2 separate regions of the Homo sapiens genome follow, and region 2 is linked to region 1. The links are chromatin loops, found by intact Hi-C in ENCODE. Cell type or tissue: transverse colon. All regions are shown on one strand. Links, peaks and the distances in the headings refer to the core of each region. The heading gives the core; the rest is flanking DNA.

Region 1 (8,168 bases), core at 3,323-5,822:
GAGTTCGAGACCAGCCTGACCAACATGGAGAAACCCTATCTCTACCAAAGATACAAAAATTAGCCAGGCATGGTGGTGCATGCCTGTAAACCCAGCTACTGGGGAGGCTGAGGCAGGAGAATTGCTTGATCCCGGGAGGCAGAGGTTCCAGTGAGCTGAGATCGTGCCACTGCGCTCCAGCCTGGGCATCAAGAGCGAAACTCTGTCTCAAAACAAAACAAAACACAAATACATCCCATTGTTTCTACAGACAGGATCTCTGACATTAGGAGCATATGGCTTTTTTTTTTTTTTTTTTTTGAGATGGAGTCTTGCTCTGTCACCCAGGCTGGAGTGCACTGACGTGATCTCAGCTCACTGTAACCGCTGCCTTCCGGGTTCCAGCGATTCTCCTGCCTCAGCCTCCAGAGTAGCCGGGATTACAGGCGTGCACCACCACACCTGGCTAATTTTTGCATGTTTAGTAAAGAAGGGGTTTTACCATGTTGGCCAGGCTGGTCTTGAACTCCTGACCTCAAGTGATCCACCGCCTCGGCCTCCAAGTGCTGGGATTACAGGCGTGAGCCACTGCGCCCAGTCAGGATCATATGGCTTTTGCTTAAGGATCGCTTCAGATGTTTTTGCAGATCCTGAATTCCAGCAACCAGTCTGAAGAAGACCCCCCATATAGGAATGGGATCAGCATGAGAATACAGCTTCTTCACCCACCCCTTGTCCCTCAACTCCTGCCCAATCCTCTGTCCCAAGACTTCATCTTGCACTCTTTGACCAATCAAAGGATCTCCACACTTGGGCCCACTCCATACCCCTTAAAAACCCCAGCCCCAAATTCCTAGGGGAGATGAATTTTTTTTTTATTTTATTTCATTTTTATTTATTAATTTTAGTTTGTTTGTTTTCTGAGAGAATCTCACTCTGTCACCCAGGCTGGAGTGCAGAGGTGCGATCTTGGCTCACTACAACCTTCATCTCCCAGGTTCAACTGATTCTCCCACCTCAGCCTCCCAAGTAGCTGGGACTACAGGCACGCACCACCACACCCGGCTAATTTTTGTATTTTTAGTAGAGACAGGGTTTTGCCATGTTGGCCAGGCTGGTCTCAAACTCCTGGCCTCAAGTGCTCTGCCCACCTCAGCCTCCCAAAGTGCTGGGATTATAGGTGTGAGCCACCACACCCACCCAGGAGATGGATTTTAGATTTGCTCCCATCTCGTCGATCTGTGGCCCTATGATTAAACCTCCTTCTCTGCTGCAAACTGGTATCTCAGCATGTTGACTTGCCCAGTGCCTCAAACAATGGGCCTATGACAGTTACAGTTTATCCACCTAAGATCACATTCAGGCCAGGCGCAGTGGCTCGTGCCTGTAATCCCAGCACTTTGGGAGTCCGAGGTGGGAGGATTGCTCAAGGCCAGGACCTTGAGACCAGCCCGGGAAACATAGCAAGAATCTCTCTCTGCAAAAAAATACAAAAATTAGCCAGGCACGGTGTTGCGTGCCTGTGGTCCCAGCTACTTGGAAGGCTGAGGTGGGAAGATCACTTGAGCCTGGGAAGTCGAGGCTGCAGTGAGCCAAAATCATGCCATTGCTCTCTGGCCACCCTGAGTGACAGAGCAAGACCATGTCTTTAAAAAAAAAATAAGTTGGCCAGGCGTGGTGGCTCATGCCTGTAATCCCAGCACTTTGGGAGGCCGAGGCAGGCAGATCATCTGAGATCAGGAGTTTGAGACCAGCCTGGCCAACATGGGGAAAGCCCGTCTCTCCTAAAAATACAAAAATTAGGCGGACGTGGTGGCAGGCGCCTGTAATCCCAGCTACTCAGGAGGCTGAGGCAGGAGAATCGCTTGAACCCGGGAGGCGGAAGTTGCAGCGAGCCTTGATTGCGCCACTGCACTCCAGTTGGGAGACAAGAGCAAGACTTCATCTCAAAAAAAAAAAAATAATAATAATATAAAAACATCACATTCACAGGTTGCAGGGGCCAGAGTGTGGACACATCCTTTTGGGGGGCCACCATTTGACACACTATATTCCCTCCTGGAGCTGCAGCCCTGGCCGTGAAAGGAAAGGAGAGGAAAGCAAGAAGGAAGGGGCCCTAGCACCACCCAGACCCCCAGAACATGACGCTGGTGGGGATGGAGGAGAGGTAGAAGGAAATAGGATTGAAGTCTAAATCAAGGCCCCAGCTTGGGTCTGGACATTCCTTGTTTTGAATTGAAGCCAAGCTGCCCTGTGACTAAGGCGACTCCAGGAACATCTGTTATCTGAGATGAACAGAGAACAAAGTCATAAGGCTAAGATTTTATCAAGGGGATTGCGGGGCAGGGGGGACACATTTCCCTGTGAAAAGCATGTTATAGAGATCATGACAGATCAGCCCTTGACCGGAATTCACACAATGCTGGTTCATTTCATCACAGGGACCACCTGACCCCCAGGATTGTTCTAGAAGGTCTTTTTCTCTACCATCTCCACACCAATCCCTCTCCACCTGCCGCTCCCACCTTCCACTGGGTCCCCATCCTCCTCTGGGCTGGGGCCCTGCCTGCCTGCCATCCATTCACTCAACAAACACTTATTATTATTATTTTTTGAGACACAGTCTCGCTCTGTCGCCCATGCTGGAGTGCAGTGGCACGATCACTGCTCACTGCAGCCTCTGCCTCCCAGGTTTAAGCAATTCTCATTTCTCAGCCTCTCGAATAGTTGGGATTACAGGCATGCATCACCACACCTGGATAATTTTTGTATTTTTAGTAAAGACGGGGTTTTGCCATGTTGGCCAGGCTGGTCTTGAACTCCTGGGCTCAAATCTGTCCGCTTGGCCTCTCAAAGTGCTGGTAGTTACAGGTGTGAGCCACTGCGCCCAGCCCTAACACTTATTGAGCACCTGCTGTATGCCAAGGGCCAGGGAAGGGGGCGGCATACAGAGCCAGGAGGGAACAGTGTGGAGGAACTTCCCTTTTGGAGCTGACTTTCCAGTGGGAGACCTGGGCGATGACAAGATGAACAAGGAATGAATATTCTGTGTTGTAGCCAAAAGCAGCCAGTGCAATGGAGAAAATACAGCAGCCTCAGGCCTGTAATCCCAGCACTTTGGTAGGCCGAGGCGGGCGGATCACTTGAGGCTAGGAGTTCAAAACCAGCCTGGTCAGCATGGCAAAACCCTGTCTCTACTAAAAATACAAAAATTAGCCAGGTGTCATGGAGCATGCCTGTAATCCCAGCTACTCGGTAGGCTGAGGCAGGAGAATCACTTGCACTCGGAGGTGGAGGTTGCAGTGAGCTGAGAGCACGCCATTGCACTCCAGCCTGAGCAACAGCGCGAGACCCCGTCTCAAAAAAAAAAAAAAAAAAAAAGCAATAAGAGTCTGTGGATGTTGTAAATTGGGTGTGTGTGCATCAGAGAAGGCTTCCCTGGGGAGGGGCACAAGTGAAGGGAGACCTGGAGGAGGTGAGGGAGGAGCCATGTGGATATCTGGGGAGGATGACTCAGGCAGAGGGAACAGCCTGTGCAAAGGCCCTGAGGCAGGATGTCTTTGGTGAGTTTGGAGAACAGTAAGGAGGCCCATCTGCTTGGAGAAAGCTGGGTTTTCTGGCCTCCGTGAGGACTGGAGTTTTGCTCTGAGTGAGGCAGTTGGTAAGGAGAATAATGCCCTCCTTCCCAAGGTATCTACTTCCTCATCCTAAACTTTCAAGATCTCATGGCCTGGGGAGGATAGGAGAAAGGGGCTGGTAACTGCTCCAGCGGGTTGATAAACATGGGTACTTCAGGGAGGCTTCCTGGAGGAGTGTCAAGCATATGACTGGCTTGAATTGCGGGAGAGGCAGGCTGAGCAGGGAGCAGGTGCCCAGGGAGAGGCAGAAGACAGGTCAGACACTTAAAAGTGTCTAAAGGAGAAAGACTCCTTTGGACACAGCCAGGCCCTGAGAAGCAGGGTTAGTGAATTGCTACCTCATGCAACAAAAGGGACTTTGCTGATTAGGTAATTAAGGATCTTCAGACAGGGAAATGACCTTGGATCATCTAATCACACAAGTCCTTAAAATGCAAGGGGGCGGCAGAGGGGAGTTGAAGGCTGTCATATGAGAAGGACTTGACTCGTCATTGCTGGCTTTGAAAATGGAGGGAGGGCCCACGAGCCAAGGAATGCAGGCAACTTCTAGAAACGGGGAATGGACAACCAGCAAGAAAACAGGGCCTCAGTTCTACAACCCCAGGGAACTGAATCTTGCACCCCTAAATGAGCAAAAAATAGATCATCCCCTAAAACCTCCAAGAAAGGACTGCAGCCTGCTGACATCTTGGTCTTAGGCAGGTGAGACCCTGAACCACATCTCTGACCTCTAGAGCTGTAGGATAATTTGCGTCGTTAAATAAATGCTAGCTAGTGACGGCAACCATGGGAAATTAACACAAGGTGGGAGCTTTCCCGGTTCTGAGCGGGAGGAGGGGGCGTGGCCTGATCAGGTGTTCGCTCGCGCCCTCTGGAGGCTGCGGAGGGAACAGGCTTCAGGGCCAGGCTGGAGACCTGAGCAAGGGTAGAGGGAACTGCACAGTCCAGGTGAGGGATGCTGGGCTGGACCAGGTGAGGGATGCTGGGCTGGACCAAGTGAGGGCCGGGGAGGTGGGGAAGAAATGAAGTCCGAGGTTTGAACGTGGATGGAAAGAGAAAAAAAGAGAGGACTCCAGCGGGGCACGGTGGCTCACGCCTGTAATCCCAGCACTTTGGGAGGCCAAGGTGGGAGAATCACTTGAGGTCAGGAGTTCGAGACCAGCCTGGCCAACACAGTGAAACACCGTCTGTACCAAAAATACAAAAAATAGCCAGGTGTGGTGCTGCACGCCTGTAGTCCCAGCTACTCAGGAGGCTGAGACAGCAGACTTGCTCGAACCCGGGAGGCGGAGGTTGCAGTGAGCCTAGACTATGCCATTGCACTCCAGCCTGGAAGACAGAGTAAGACTCCATCTAAAAAAAAAAAAAAAAGAGAGAGAGGACTCGAGTCAAGGATGACCAGAAGCCTCTGAGCTGGGAACTTGGAGTCTCCTGTTCCCTCCACCCCAACTCCACTAGTCCCTACCTCCCCTTGGCCTCACCTGCCAGCAGTTGTCCCAGGCGGAGGCCACATGCTTCCCTCTCCTCTGAGGCCTTGCCCCTGCCTGTGACCTCTCACTTGTCATATCTGCTGTCTCTGTTCTCAAGACAGGAAGTCAGATGGGAGTTGAAGACGGCTGGGACCTGTGAGTCCCCAGGCCCCCAGAGGGATTCCGGATTTGAGAGTCGGCCTCCTCCCTCCCATCCAAGCCCAGCCCTGCCAAATCAGCTCCCAGCTCACTCCCTGGTCTGCACCTCTTTCTCTGTCTCTTTCTCTCTCTGGAATTTTCATTCTCTTTTTGGTAACCGAATTATCCCATCTCCACCTCTCACTGGGGGCCGCCCGCAGAGGCGTGGGCGAGGAGGGGCCCGGGTCGCAGCGCGAGATATTAAACCATCAATCACCCGCCAACGCCGACTCCCCCGCACCAGGACCCTCCATTGGCTCCACCTGGAAGCAGACCAGCTCCAGTGCAGGCCTGGAGGCCTGGGGACCCCATCAAAATGGGAGGCCTTGGAAGAATCTCACAGGCCCTGCATCTACCTGGGCAGGTGCCTGGGTGCAGATCGGCCTGGCTCAATGCACAGACAAGGTGTCCTGGGTTCAAATCCACAAGCTACTTCTTATCCACACGTGGGAGCCACTGCATTGTTCTGTGTCTTGGTTTCACCACCTGTAAAATGGTGATAACAGCCGGGCATGGTGGCTCATGCCTGTAATCCCAGCACTTTGGGAGGCTGCGGCAGGCAGATCACCTGAGGTCAGGACTTCGAGACCAGCCTGGCCAACATGGCAAATATATAAAAATCTCTACTAAAAATATAAAAATTAGCCAGGTGTGGTGGTGTGCCCCTGTAATCCCAGCTACTTGGGAGGCTGAAGCAGTAGAATCACTTGAACCCAGGAGTCAGAGGTTGCAGTGAGCCGAGATTGCACTACTGCACTCCAGCCTGGGGGACAGAGCGAGACTCCGTATTTAAAAAAAAAAAATGGTGGTAACATTTTCTACATCATTGGGGTTCACTGTCAGGATTAAACCAGTTAAGGCAGATGGCAATATCTGGCTGATAGTAAGTCCTGTCTAGGATTTGCTGCTAGAATGATTTTCCTTCAAGATTGGGGGGGGGTCATTCACTTGTGAAAGAAATCCAAGATTCTGGCTTTTGAGGGGACTTAATGGGGTTCATACTTGTGTCACCTCACAGCTGCTGCCTTGTATAGGTTGGAATTGGATTTTTTTTTTTTTTGAGATGGAGTCTCGCTCTGTCACCCAGGCTAGAGTGCAGTGCACAATCTTGGCTCACTGCAACCTCCGCCTCCCAGGTTCAAGGAATTCTCCTGCCTCAGCCTCCCGAGTAGCTGGGACTACAGGCACGTGCCACCATGCCCAGCTAATTTTTTTTTTATTTTTAGTAGAGACGGGGTTTCACCATCTTGGCCAGGCTGGTCTTGAACTCCTGACCTTGTGATCCACCTGCCTCGGCCTCCCAAAGTGCTGAGATTACAGGCGTGAGCCACCGCGCCCGGCCAGAATTGGATTTTTTTGTTTTTTGTTTTTGAGACAAAGTCTTGCTCTGTCACCCAGGGTGAAGTGCCGTGTGGTATGATCATGGCTCACTGCAGCCTCAACCTTCTGGATTTAAGCGATCCTTCCACCTCAGCCTCTTGAGTAGTTAGGATTACAGACATGAGCCGCCCCACCCAGGTCTAGGGGAAAAAAAATTAAAGGCTCTTTCAGAACCTTAACTAGGGCCAAGCAACGCATATTTCAAGGCACTCAATTCACAAAACAAGGTCTCAGTGCTTTGCACAGGCTGTTCCCCCTGCCTAAAATGCTGTTCCCTCAGCCAGCCACGTGACTCCTCCTTGCCTGCTTCTGGGTTTGCGGCAATGTCCCCTCCTCAGTGAGGTGACTTTGCAAAAATTGCACCCAGGGCCCCTGCCCGCCCCCACCCCTCCCAGCTGTATTTCCCTCCATAGCATGCATCCCATTTTGCATACCGTATGCAGTGCTTGTGGGGTTTGTCTGTTCATCCCACTGGAGTGTTAAACCCAGGGCAAGGTTCATTCATTCACTGCCCAGCACGGCACCTGGCATGAAATAAACACCCAGTAAATACTTGTTGAGTGAATGCATGAACAAATTCCATTCAGCTGCTCCCAGAGGACCCCACAGGCTGCAGCCAGCTCAAAGCTGCTCTGGCTGGGCCGGTCAGCAATCTTGGGTTTCCTGGAGGTGGGTGGAGGGGGTATCACTGGATGTGTTCAGAGATGCAGCTGGTTCACTATCAACTTTGTGTGGACTTTTCCCTTTTTCTTTGAGGCTGGATCTCACTCTGTCACACAGGCTGGTGTGCAGTGGCGTGATCACAGCTCACTGCAGCCTCCACTCCAGCGATCCTCCCACCTCAGCCTCCTGAGTAGCTGGGACCACAGTTGTGCGCCACCATGCCTGGGTAATTTTTGTATTTTTCATAGAGACAGGGATTCACCATGTTGCCCAAGCTGGTCTTGAACTGAGCTCAAGCAATCTGCCTGCCTGGGCCTCTCAAAGCATTGGGATTACAGGCGTGAGCCACAACGCCCAGCCAGGTGTTTATTTTCTCATTATTTATTTATTGTAGAGATGGGGGCCTCCCTATGCTGCTTAGGCTGGTCTTCAGGTCCTGGGTGATCCTTCTGTCTTGGCCTCCCAAAGTGCTGGGATTACAGGCATGAGCCATGGCGCCCGGCCTTGTGTAGATCTTTAAAAGGTACCCCTTCCATGCTGGGTGCCGTGGCTCATGCCTGTAATCCCAATACTTTGAAAGGCTGAGGTGGGCAGCTCACCTGAGGTCAGGAGTTCGAGACCAGCCTGGCCAACATGGTGAAACCTCGTCTCTATTAAAAATACAAAAATTAGCTGGGCGTGGTGGCGGGCACCTGTAATCTCAGCTACTCGGGAGGCTGAGGCAGGAGAATTGCTGGAACCTGGGAGGCAGAGGTTGCAGTGAGCCAAGATCGCACCATTGCACTCCAGCCCAGGCAATAACAGTGAGACTCCATCTCAAAAAATAAAATAAAATAAAATA
Region 2 (8,168 bases), core at 3,440-5,939, 88 kb before region 1:
CAGGAACCGGACAGTCATCCTGGATCCCTCTCCCCTCACATCACATCCAGCCCCGTCAGGTCCTGTGGCTACTCCTTCAGAGTCCACTCACCTCTCGCCACTCCTCAGCTTCTCTGGTCCAGCCCCATCATCTCCTGGCTGGACCCCACTTCCCCACCTCACTGTCTACACCTCGTCTCCCTATCTATCTGCCACCCCTGTCCCATCCAATCTCTACCTCGAGGCGAGAACAATCTTTGCAAAATGAAACTGTCTACAGTATGTTTCCCCCAGGGCCACCAGAGGGCGCGTGTGAGCATCTAAGTCAGCCGCTTCCCTCCTCTGCTCAGAACCCTCCGTGGCTCCCACCTCACTCGACCAAAAGCCAAAGTCTGTATCATACAAAGGCTCTGCACTGGGCCGGATGTGGCGGCGCACACCTGTAATCCCAGCACTTCAGGAGGCTGAAGAGGGCTGATTGCTTGGGCTCAGAAGTTCCAGACCAGCCTGGGGAACATAGTGAAACCTTGTCTCTGCCAAAAATACAAAAAGTTAGCCAGGCATAGTGGCACACGCCTGTGATCCCAGCTCCTCGGGAGGCTTAGGTGGGAGGATCTCTTGAGCCCGGGTGGTGGAGGTTGCAGTGAGCTGAGATTATGCCACTGCACTCTAGCTTGGGCAACAGAGCAAGACCCCATCTCAAAAACAAAAAACAAACAAGCCCTGTACAATGTGAAACACCAGGCACTGTTCTGCCTTAGGGCCTCTTCACGGGCTGTTTCTCTCTTCCCCAGATCCCCTCACAGCTCCTCCTGCATCTTCCTTTTGGTCTTTCCTCAAACATCACTAGTTCAGCAAGGTCCTGCTGGCCCCCACACTCCTACACCATGTCCTGACTTGATTTCTCCATACCTATCACCAGCACGCCATGCATTTTATTTGCTTATGAACTCTCTGCTACTAGATGCTGGCTCTGCAGGGTGGGGTTTGCATACTACACTCAGCACAGCGCCTGGCACAAGCAGGAAGCTGAAATATAATTGTTCAACGAAGAACCTTTTAAAGGTCACCCTGGAGCTGGGCACAGTGGCTCATGCCTGTAATCCTAGCACTTTGGGAGACCAATGCAGAATTGCTTGTGTCCAGGAGTTTGAGACCAGCCTGGGCAACACAGTGAGATCCTGTCTCTACAAAAATTTAAAAATTAGCCAGGCATGGTGGCACACACCTGTGGTCCTGGCTACTCGGGAGGCTGAGGCAGCAGGGTCATTCAAGCCCAAAAAGTCAAGGCTGCAGTGAGCTATGATCATGCCACTGCACTCCAGCCTGGGTGACAAAACAAGACTCCGTCTCTAAATAAAATAAAATAAAGGTCACCCCGGCCACCAAGCAGCACTGGACTGCAGAGGGGTAGGGGTCGTTCAAAAAATTCCCTGCCCCCGCCCCCAACACCTTCTCCCTCATCTCCCCATCTATCTGCCACCCCGTCCCATCCAGTCTCTACCCTGAGGTCAGAACGATCTTTGCAAAATGGAAATCCAATTACACCCCTCCCTGCCTACAACCCTCCATGGCTCCCTATTGCCTGTGATGCTCTAACATGGCATCTCAGGCCCTGCTGTCCTGCCACCTTCCCATCACTTCTACTCAGCGTCTGTCTCTCTCTCACACACAGTTCCTTATTCTGCTCTCCCTCCAAAGGGCTCTGCCCAGAGGACAGCATTCGTATCTCTCATATCCACTCTCACAGCACACAGGGTCTCTGTGTTTTGCTCCCCTAACTGGACTTGGGCTCAGCTGTTAAATGTCTGTCTTCCCCACCATCGAGGGACTCTGACGGGAAAGTACCATTGTGGGTTGGGCTGGCTCTTGTTGCATACCCAACCCTGGGCAAGGAGTGGATGCTTATTCATTTGTTTAATGAATGAAGATGAAATAGACCCAAAAAGCAGATCATCTATTCAGTGGATGTTTACCGAGTTCCCAACTGGTCACAAGTGCAATGGAGGAAGGTGTGCTTGACAGGGGGTATACATGTAGGTGCAACTGTAGACAGGGTGGCCAGGAAATGCCTCCCCTAAAAAGTGACATTTCGGCAGAGGTCTTGAGGAGGTGAGCCATCTAGGTACCTGTGCAAAGAGCATTCTGGGCAGAGGAAACAGCACGTGCAAAGGTCCTGGGGTAGGAATGTGCTGAGATGTGGCTGGGGCCCTGCAAGCAAGGGGAAGAGTGGAAGGAGGTGAGGGCGGCTGGGGAGGGGGGTCACAGAGGCCATACAGGGCCTTGTGGACCTCAGGGAGGACTTTGGCTTTCTAGAGAGGTGGGAGCCATCGGGAATCCTGAACAGAGGGATGGGATCTGGCTCGGGTGTTCACAGGTGTCCTCTGGCCGCAGAGGTGGAGATCAGACTGTGTGTGGGGAGGGTTGCTGGGAGTGGAGGGTACTCTCTACCCCACCTGTCCCTTGCCTTTTGTCCACAGGGCTGTCAAAGCCAGAAACCTGAAGCTTCCACCAAGCACTGGCTGCTTCTGGCCCCCACCTTGCTGGTTGCCTCCTGGCCTCCCTTCTGGCCTCCTGGCCTCCCTTCCTGCCAACTATGGCTCTCTCCCACGTAGCAGCTAGAGGGAGCTCATGCTAAACATTCTCACCCTGCCATCTGGATCCTGACGCAAACCCCCTACCTCTACCCCCACCCCTGCCACAGGCCCTGGCAGCCCCACAGTCACAAGTCCAGCCAGCAGCCTCCAGCTTCTCTCCACATGCAGTTGTGAAACATTTCTCCTTCCTCCCCTTTGAGCCACCATCTTCTGTCTGACCTCAGGGCAGCCCCTCTCTCTCACAGATGCTCCTTCCCCTCCACCATACCCCTCCTCCCCCTCCAGGTTGCAGCTGGGAAGCCCCCTCCTCCGGGAAGCCTTCCCTGACTTGCAACTCTGTTGCGCTCACCATCATGGCACGTCCACACCACAGTGGCCTGTGGTCTGTTTCCACTCCAAAGTGTTCACTGTCCAGCCCCAACCTTTGCACTCTGAGCTCAGCAGAGCAGAGCTGAAAAGAGTTCTAGAAGCTAGGGCCCGAGCAGAGGGCACAGAGGCGGGATCCCCCTGCCTCATCAGATGCTGGCAGGTAAGGGGCAGGGTAAGACCAGGAGACAGGGGCATGGTGCCTAGCAGGGCAGGAGAGAAGAGGCCTCCGGCATAGCGCCCTTAAGTTGCAGGTTCAAATCCAGGCTGTGCGCCGTCATGTCAGCACGACAGGACACCCACGTCACTCCTCTCAATTCTGTCTCTCCACGGGGGAGCTGGGGAACGAGAGCCTCCCAGGGTGGCTGTGGGGGTTAGAAATAATTTTCGGCAATTCCACACATCTTTTTTGGAGCATCTTCTATGTGCCAGACACTGAGGGGCTGGGTACAAAAAAGTCGATTCTATAGCGTACCAGTGTTGTGAAAGAAGATAAAGCCAGGAAAAGTGGCTATGAGTGTGTGTGGGTTTGGGAGTGTGTGTGTTTTTTTTTTTAATCGTATTTTTAGAGACAGGGTCTTACTCTGTTGCCCAGGTTGGAGTGCAGTGGTGGGATCATAGCTCACCACAGCCTCTGAGCTCAAGGGATCCTCCTGCCTCAGCCTCCCAAGTAGCTGGGACCACAGGGCGTGTGCCACCGTGCCCAGCTAATTTTTAATTTTTTTGTAGAAATGGGGGCCTCGTTATGTTTCCCAGGCTGGTCTCAAACTCAAGCGATCCTCCCGCCTCATCCTCCCAAAGTGCTGGGATTACAGGCACGAGCTACTGTGCCCGGCTGTTGCAATTTTATTTTATTTTATTTATTTATTTGAGACAGAGTCTTGCTCTGTCATCCAGGCTGGAGTGCAATGGCGTGATCTTGGCTCACTGCAACCTCTGCCTCCCAGGTTCAAGCGATTCTCCTGACTCAGACTCCTGATTAGCTGGGACTACAGGCACTCACCACCACACCCAGCTAATTTTTGTATTTTTAGTAGAGACAGGGTTTCACCATGTTGGTCAGGCTGGTCTCGATCTCCTGATCTCAGGTGATCCACCCACCTCGGCCTTCCAAAGTGCTGGGATTACAGGCATGAGCCACTGTGCCCGGCTGTTGCAATTTTCAACAGGATGATCAGGAAAGGCCATCTCCCCTGGAGAAGATGACATTTCAGCAAACCCCTGTGAATTTGAGAGAGGAGCACGCAGGTGTTCAGTTCAGGAGAGTTAGAAGAGCATCCTGGGCAGGGTCACAGCCCGTGCAAAGGCCCTGGGGCTGGACCGTGCCTATATGTTTGAATAACGGTGGCAGCTGCATCGAGGAAGCGGGTTGTGAGCTGGTGAGGAGAGTGGGAGGAGGTGAGAGCAGGGAGGTGCCGGGAACAGACTGTGCAGGACTCGCCTTGTACTTTAAACACACAACTGCTCCCCAAATGGGGCCGCCCCTCTGCCCAGCCTTCACTCCCAGAAGCCACTAGGGGGCGTTCTGGGGCAGGGTCGGCCAACCATGGTCAGGCCCCCGCCTGCCTTTGTACAGCTGGTGAGCTAAGAATGGTGTTTACATTTTTAAAGGACTGAAGAGAAGAAGAGAAAAGAGAACAGGCCACAGAACCCGTCTGCGGCCCGCAAAGCTTGCAGGATTTACCATCGGGCTTTCTACAGAAAAGTCAGCCAACCTCTACTCTATTTTATTTACGTATATATTTTTTTGAGACAGGGTCTTGCTCTGTTGCCCAGGCTGGAATGCAGTGGCGCGATCACAGCTCACTGCAGCCTTGACCTCCCAGCTCAAGTGATCCTCCTGCCTCAGCCTCCCGGGTAGCTGGGACGACAGGCGTGCGGCACCATGCCCAACTAATTTTTAAATTTTGTATTCTGTAAAGAAGGGGGTCTCGCTTTGTCGCCCAGGCTGGTCTTGAACTCCTGGACTCAAGTGATCCTCCTGCCTCAGCCTCCCAAAGTGCTGGGATTACAGGCGTGGGCCACTTTTTCCCACTGGCAACCTCTACTCTACAGCCATCACTGCCAACCCAGGACAATTCTGCCCCTGATCCCAGTATGTTTAGCAATGTCTGGAGACTTTCTGAGGTGTTACGACTGTGGGGCTGGAGGTGTCACTGACATCCATCGGGAAGAGGCTAGGGTGGCCTCTGAGCATCCTATAGTACAGAGGACAGCCTCCCACAGAGAATGATGCAGTGCCGAAGTCAGGAGTAATGGAAATCGTCTAGGAAATCCTGTCTGGGAAAGCCAGCCCCGGACCCCTCACCTCCTCAAGGGATAAGAAGGAGAATCCATCTGGCTTCCTGACCTGATCATTTGTGACCTGCAGGGTATTTTTAGCCTCTGAGGGAGGGGCACTGGCTATTCTGAGTTTTTTTGTTTTTTTTTTTTGGCGGGGTGGGGGGGGGCAAGGTTATTTTTGGCCTGGGCATCTATTTATTGAATTTTTATCTCCCCCCAAATTTTGGAACAGGAGACAGTGAAGGCAGGGGCATTTTTTTTTTTTTTTAAGAGTCAGGATCCTGCTTCGTCGCCCAGGCTGGAGTGCACTTGTGCAATCATAGCTCACTGCAGCCTCAAACCTCTGGGCTCAAGCCATCCTCCCACCTCAGCCTCCTGAGCAGCTGAGACTACAGGTACATATTCACGATGCCCAACTATTAAAAAAAAAATTTTAGAAACGAGTCTTGCTATGTTGCCCAGGCTGATCTCAAATTCTTGTCCTCAAGCAATCCTCCCACCTCGGCTTCCCAACATTCTGGGTTTACAGGTGTGAGTCACCACACCTGGGTCAGGTAAGACTTCTTGAACGCACACTGTGGGCCAGTGATGACTGTTGACACCTGGGATTCCCAAAGCAAAGCAAATCACAACATCCTCGCGCGCTTGGATCCTCCTCACAGACACAGACAGTAAACAAACAAGCGCAGAACATCAGGAAATTACAGACTATGTGAAAAGCCGTCCGCTGTACTGAACATCAGGAGGGGTGTGGGAAGCTGAGACTTTGCAGAAGGTGCCTGGGAGTAAACGTTACTGGGGAGGTGATATTTCAAGAGGGTGGGGGAGAAAAAGCCTCGAAAATATCTGGGGAAGGGTCCTCCGTGGCAGAACAGCCAGTGCAAACGCCCCGGGGTAGGATCACACTTAGCACACTGGACGAGCAACGAGGAGGGAGGAGATGGCCCAGAAAGACCATGAAGGGCCAGACCCCAGGACAGTCCAAGCCTGTGGGCTACTGCAGTCAGAGTTTGGGGCTACCCTCGAAAAGAAGACACACATGCCTTCTCCCCAACTCACATGACAGGAGAGTTTTGCTTTTTTGTTTTGGGTTTTTTTTTTTTATTGAGAATGAGTCTCGCTCTGTCGCCCACGCTGGAGTGCAGTGGCACAATCTCGGCTCGCTGCAACCTCCGCCTCCTGGATTCAAGCAATCCTCCCGCCTCAGCCTCCCTGGTAGCTGGGACTACAGGTGCACACCACCACGCCTGGCTAATTTCTGTACTTGTAGTAGAGATGGGGTTTCACCATGTTGGCCAGGCTGGTCTCGAGCCCCTGACCTCAGGTGATCCACCCGCCTCAGCCTCCCAAAGTGCTGGGATTACAGGTATGAGCCACCACGCCCAGCTGATAGGAGAGCTTTGATGGAAACCCCATATGTGTTGCTAGAGTGTGAGCTCCATGAGGACAGGACATGGCCACCACCCCCCATGGCGCCCCCTGCATGGTGCTGGGTGGGGAGGCAAGTGTGTGCAGATTGCATGACAAGGTGCACCCAGCCTTGCTCCAAGAAGTCCTGAGCACACAACTGCAGGTGCACAAAAGATGCAGACAGCCCCATGTGTGCACACAGACAGCTACTCCTTCTTGCAGCCCTGCCTCCCCCAGCATGACCACCCCCTCTGCAAAACACAAACACCAGCACAGGAGGGACCTTTATGAACACCGGATGAGTCTGATGGTCACGTGGCCACATGCACCCTTGGCTAGATCACCATCCAGGCCACACAGGCAGAGGACACCTATGCACAGGTGCAGACAGACAGACAGACATCTGGATTCTGGGGACACCGGGACCCCCTCCATGTTTCTACTTGGCCTCCCACCTCACTCCAGGACCCGTCTCTCCCCTTCCATCAGGGTGCCCAATAGCAACCACTTTGCCCCAAACCCAGCCTGGGAGGAGCTGTCTGTCTTGCCACGGCACCTTCAGGGTCACTGGGGTCAGGGTTTCAGACCCAGGGAACCCCCGCCTCAGGAGCCCCTCCCCCTGCCTCCCCACAGAGGGGCTGGAGGAGGGGAAGTGTCTGGCATCTGGAAATCAGATCCGTGAGAGGAACCCACACAGAAACGAGAGCCTTGTGTGTCCTTGGCCACATGTCTCGCCAGGGAGAAAGGAGGGGGTGGAGGGCAAAGACGATGCTCTGGCGGGGATGGCAGTGCTCCCACTCCTCCCGTTCCTCTTGAGGGGCACCCACTGCCACCCTCCCCACCGAGATGCCTGCGCTGGGGCTGAAGCAACACATGCTCTGCCACCAGCCTGGCAGGGTAGGGAGGACGCAGACGCCCCGAGATGCAAGCGTCACACAGCCTCACATGCAGGTGGAGAGGCCACCCGCCAGGAGCCCAAACTGCTGGATGCAAACACACTCCCGTGCAGCTGAGGCGCCTGTAGGCTCCTCCCCAACGTGCCCACAGGGTCCTCCAAGGCCCCCCAGGAGAAAGGGCTCCCCTGGGCAGGCTGGGAATAGAAGCTGGGCTTCGAGTCCCCCCCTTCCACCCCCTCCCTGCAGGCTCCACAGCCCAGGTGTGCTGGTCCCCAGCTCCCCATCCTCCCCAAGCCTGGGCGCCAGCTACACCCCCAAGAGCAGGAATCAGCGTGGGTGATCACGGGGTACGCAAGCGCCCAGAAGTGGGGATTGAGATGGGCGCCCCTTGGAGAGAAAGAGGGCCTGCAGGGGTGTCCCAGAGCAGATGCCACACACACATGGGGTGGACCGAGCGGGGCCATGAGGGAGGTCACCAAGCTGGGTAGGAAGATGGTGGCAAGACCAGCAGGAGGGCCGGGACCCACATGTGAGCGCACACGTATGTCGCACACGTATGTGGCTCCGTGCACGGGTGCGATCGCTGCCAGCCATGGAATTAGTTCCCTTTTCCGAATTCCAGATGATTTTTCATCTC

The links. Peaks named below come from ENCODE experiments on the same cell type or tissue, not always from the same donor. Only the 100,000 strongest peaks of a DNase experiment are listed, where the experiment ranks them.
Region 2: a loop joins it to region 1, with 2.3 times the contacts of the local background. A loop is called at or near these places in 13 of 110 quality-filtered maps.

Annotation. Positions count from the first base shown.
Region 1 is chr19:14,284,529-14,292,696 of GRCh38, forward strand. No RefSeq gene overlaps it. Among named protein-coding and RNA genes, the nearest start is that of LINC01842, 45 kb to the right of the region's middle. In transverse colon, for the core only: a CTCF peak has its summit at 4,490 (motif pointing left); a DNase peak (open chromatin) is centred at 4,462.
Region 2 is chr19:14,195,940-14,204,107 of GRCh38, forward strand. All of the region lies in intron 1 of ADGRL1 (adhesion G protein-coupled receptor L1), which reads right to left. Among named protein-coding and RNA genes, the nearest start is that of ADGRL1, 6.1 kb to the right of the region's middle. In transverse colon, for the core only: a CTCF peak has its summit at 4,456 (motif pointing right); a DNase peak (open chromatin) is centred at 4,442; H3K27ac peaks cover 729 bases.